2 separate regions of the Homo sapiens genome follow, and region 2 is linked to region 1. A link is a loop called in an ENCODE intact Hi-C map of the cell type or tissue named here. Cell type or tissue: endothelial cell of umbilical vein. All regions are shown on one strand.

Evidence for each region. Peaks named below come from ENCODE experiments on the same cell type or tissue, not always from the same donor. Only the 100,000 strongest peaks of a DNase experiment are listed, where the experiment ranks them.
Region 2: it touches region 1 in a loop (4-fold over the local background); 4 of 110 quality-filtered maps call a loop at or near these places.

Annotation. Positions count from the first base shown.
Region 1 is chr2:37,454,190-37,456,689 of GRCh38, reverse strand. No RefSeq gene overlaps it. Among named protein-coding and RNA genes, the nearest start is that of LINC03063, 110 kb to the left of the region's middle. In endothelial cell of umbilical vein, no CTCF peak of the experiment used is centred here; a DNase peak (open chromatin) is centred at 1,429; H3K27ac peaks cover 2,500 bases.
Region 2 is chr2:37,534,940-37,537,439 of GRCh38, reverse strand. No RefSeq gene overlaps it. Among named protein-coding and RNA genes, the nearest start is that of LINC03063, 26 kb to the left of the region's middle. RefSeq lists an enhancer at 990-1,229. In endothelial cell of umbilical vein, a CTCF peak has its summit at 1,042 (motif pointing right); a DNase peak (open chromatin) is centred at 1,109; H3K4me3 peaks cover 512 bases; H3K27ac peaks cover 771 bases.

The DNA.
Region 1 (2,500 bases):
AGGGTAAGAAGACAGGAAGCCCAACATGTAACGGCAGCTGCTGCTGTTGGGCAAAATGCCCTTCCCAGCCCTGTAAGTCCTGGCTGCTGCCTTGGCTACCTCTACCACCTCCTTCCTACTTCTCTAAATGGTCCTGGAGCAGGCTGCAGTCTCATCCTGGATAGGGCAATGGGGACCTGCCCCAGGCACCCAATTCTTTTTAAACAGAACTAGCTTCCAGGTCATGATCTCCTTACAACTGAAGATTCCAAGTGACAAGACCTAAATGGGTACAGATGGACTGTGCATAAGCCCAAGGAGAGCACTGTAGAAAGGACTGCATGTCAGCAAGTCCTAAAGATAAGCTGGGAAAGGAAGAGTAGCCAGAGACCCAAAATGTCAGACCTGTTTATGTCTTCAATGTTAAGAGGGAGTCACAGATTCATCACATTGGGAGAAAATGCCTCATAGATCTAATATGGTGAAGGAAATACACAAGCACACACACACACACACACACACACACACACACACACAGACACACCCGATTTATTGGCTGAAGCCCCAAGTACATAGCCCAACTCTTATGCGTTGAGTGTCTGTGTTCGCCAAAAATTCCTATTTTGAAGCCCTAACCTCTCAGCACGGCTCTATTTGGACATGGGGCCTCCCTGGAAGTAAAGTTAAATAAGATCAAAAAGATGGGGCTCTGGTCACATAGGATTAATGTCCCTATAAGAAGAGATACTAGAGAGCTTGCTCACTGTCTCTCCTTCTCCACCATGTGAGGACACAAACAGAAGGTAGCCATCTGCAAGCCAGGAAGAGAACCCTTACCTGGAACCAGCTCCATATGACCTTGATCTGGGACTTTTGGCCTCCAGAACTGTAAAAAAATACATTTTTATTGTTTAAGTAACCCAGTCTGTCTTATTTTATCACAACAGTTCAAGCAGACTATGACACCAACCTTAGACAAATCACAACATCTTTGAGCCTGAGTTTCTTCATCAATAAGAGAAAGATAAATCCTACCTGTTCATAAACATCAAATGAGATCACGTATGTTTAAGGGTTTTGCAAACAATAGAGTATTAAGTAGGCATTAAATCATTCATTAATCTCTACCTCTGTGCTCTCATACTTTAATCCCTCTGCTAGCTGAGCATTTACCACATTGTATTAGATTGAATTGTTTATATGTCTCTTCTGTCAGGTTTTAAATCCTTATGGCCAGGCGCCAAGTCTCTTTCATCTTTGTAGCCCCATGTCAAAACACACAGTCACTGCTCAAGAAAGGCTTATTGAACAATCCCAAGGTAGCACTGGATATGCTTTCTCTGTGTCCCATAACATCCTCCCATATACTTTGATCACTTAGCATCAGGTATTAGAGTTATTAGCTTTTGTGTTTTTCCTACTGTCCTGTAAGCTCCCAAATGGTAGAGACTGCTTGTTATCATTACTATATCCCTAGCAACTAGTACAGAGCTTGGTACCTGGTAGGAACTTAATGAATGTTGATGAAAAGAAGGGAAATGATTCCTTTCCTGAGGAATTTGCATTGTTGAATTTCATTGTTCAAAGCTGTCCTGTATTTGATTCATCATTTCCAACGGAACAAACTGAAGCTCTCCATTTTACCAAGTCTTTTTTCAAATGGCTCCTAAAAGGTCCTAGCTCTTTTATCCTATTATAGCTGGCAAAGTATCTGAATGCATCATTTTATTGTGCAAGTCAATATCATCCCCCAGAGAACCAAGACTGGTCATTTACGCCAACAGTAGTTGCTATGCAACCACTCTCCAAGCCTTGGTTGAAAGATCCAGAGCCGAGGCAGTGATTTTTCCCACCTGGAAAGGACTAGAATTTCTAAGGGAAAAAACACACCATTATGCAGAGTCACTTAATCTTTTTACAAAAGAAAATTTGACCACATCAAAAAAGCATATTTTCTAGATTTCCTAGACTATGCATATATAGCCTTTATATAAATAGACATGTATATTTAGCCACTGGAACCCAAACGCACATATACTACATATACACTAATATAATTTATAAATATTTGTATATTTATAAATATGTAGATATGTTTATTAAAGAGTAAACACTCTTTTTATTCCAAAGATGTTCCACGAGAATTAACCATTTTATTTCTTTTAACAGAAGTAAACTTGTAAAATGAATTTCTATTTTCTCATGGCAAAAACTTTTTTTTCGGAAAATAAGGGGAAATTTAAAGAAGAAAATAGAGAAGCCTGTGTCAAATAGCTTAGATCAAACCACTGTTAGCATTTGCTATGTAGCCTTCCAGATGTTTATATATAAGAATATTTACATATTTAAAGTACAAAAATGGGAACATATTATATCCAAAGTTTGGATACCTCCTTTCTTTAAAACTTAGCATGCCATGAATGAGAACACATGGCCACAGGAAGGGGAACATCACACTCTGGGGACTGTTGTGGGGTGCGGGGAAGGGGGAGGGATAGCACTGGGAGATATACCTAATGCT
Region 2 (2,500 bases), 81 kb before region 1:
TTTTTGGTGATTTTTATAAAGACAGGGTCTCACTCTGTCGCTCAGGCTGGAGTGCAGTAGTGCAATCGTAGCTCACTGCAGCCTCGACCTCCCAAACTCAGCCAATCCTCCCACCTCAGCCTCCCAAGTAGCTGGGACTACAGGCAGATGCCCCTTTCTATATTTTGACTGTGAGCTCTACTGGTTAGGGCTTTTTTATTACAAGTCACAGAAATTCAATTCAAAACAGCTTAAGCGAAAAAAAATTATAAACAAATAAATGGAGGAAGTTGTTATTGATTCACATACCTGGGAAGGATGGGGGCAAATGTGGCCTAGGGAACACCAGAATTCATGGACTCAAGCCATCTTCTCAGGTCTCCTACTCCATCTGTCTCTCATCTTGTTTTTCTCTGCTCAGCTTCATTGTCTGCTATGCAAACAGGCTTTCAAAGGATGCAATCACCTGCAGATTGAAAAGCCCATCCTTGCAGTTCAAGATGCAAGAAAAGGAGAATATTTTTCTCTTTCCTAGTGTTCTTTCTAAAATCCCACAGAAGGACTCGGCTTGGCCTGCTTAAATCACATCCCCATCCCTGGACCATTCACTGCAGACAGGAAGTTAGGACTAAAATAATTGGCCTAAGTCCAAATCAGAAAGTTTTCAACGCATCATTTTGTACTTCCAGGAATCTTTTTTCTATTTTCTTCCTAAGGATATTTTAACCAGGCTATTGAGGAAAGTTGTACATAAAAATCTAAAAATGCAAAATAAAATCCACTAGTCAAACTATTCATGGTAACACTTGCTACTGTCTAAACATGGACAAAATTTACATCTAAGATTTCTGGTTCTGGCAATACAGCATAGTAGGGATCCTGACATACAAGGGTGCTAGATAATATATATTTTCTATAAAATAATTTTTTAAAGTTTATTCCAAATTGTTACACAAATCTGTAAGAATGAAAGGAAAATTCACTAAGATCAGGAACAACAGACCAGATAGACAATTGAGAATTGAAACTATGGGCAGTCTGGGTAGGTGTATGAATCCAGAGGAATTAGGTCTTTGGCCTGTAGAGGGCGCTGAAAAAAAAAAACAGCCTTCAAACAGGGCAGGAAGAGGCGCCATAAGTAAGATTACTATATACAAAAAGTGAGACCCAGGAAGAAATATGCCTTCAGAGAAAGGTGGAACAAGGTGGAAGACCCCTTCATGCACAAGCAGACAATAAGGAATATTGCCTAGGACCTGGAGGTGAGGGGAGTTTTGTTTTGTTTTGTTTTTGAGACGGAGTCTCGCTCTGTCGCCTGTGCCGGAGTGCAGTGGTGCAATCTCGGCTCACTGCAAGCTCCGCCTCCCGGATTCACGCCATTCTCCTGCCTCAGCCTCCGGAGTAGATGCGACTACAGGCACCTGCCACTGCGCCCGGCTAATTTTTTGTATTTTTAGTAGAGACGGGGTTTCACAACGTTAGCAAGGATAGTCTCGATCTCCTGACCTCGTGATCCGCCCGCCTCGGCTTCCCAAAGTGCTGGGATTACAGACGTGAGCCACCGCGCCCGGCCGGTTTTGTTTTTTTTTTTTTTTGTCCCCAGTGAATACATGGACACAAGCCAGCCTTCATATACATGTTAGATCTATACTATTTGCAATAATTCTGAAAATTAAAAATAGAGACGTACAATTTAAGATGGACCATGCTTTAATGCCTAATTTAAAATGGACTCAGATTTAATGCCCATAGGTACCTTGCAGAAGCAACAAAAATCCTTCCTAGAAGAATGTATGCCCAAATCCAGCCTCAAAAATTTCCCACTGATAGAATTACAGCCAATATGAGCTTACAATAAAAAATCACAAAACAGAAATAGAAGTAAGACACCATGAGTAAGAGTCAGAGAAAAATAAAACAGGATGAGATATGCAAATTCATTACCTAGTAGAATTATAATACAACATATAAATATGGTTTTAATATTTTAAAAAATAAGAGGGAATTAAAAATATAATGAGAAAAAGCTTCAATACATATCCATACACAGAAGGAATTTCCTGCTTTCTATCATATTTATTACTTCCTTAAAAATGTAATAAATTTGGCTAAACATTATCTTGCTTTATAATAAATTAACGTGAAACAGAATATTGATTTATCTTTTTCTTATAAGATAGAAACTATAGTGACCTACAGCAGTTTAATCTTGACATGATATTTGTCATCTACATGATAAATATATAATTTATTGTTTGGTATACTTTATAAAATATGAAATACAATAAATTTATCACTGTATTGTAATAAAAATGAAATATAACTTTTTATAACATAAAGTAAGTCCAAATTGGTTAATTTATTTAACAAAGGGAACTACCTTTGGCAATTAGGGCAAATGGAAGATGTGTTTCATAAATTGAATAAACTAAATGTTTTCATTCTATATTTCTAAAACATGTGAGAAGTCAAAAGCATTTGAAAAAATACTATATTGGTAAAATTGTATTGAAATGAACAA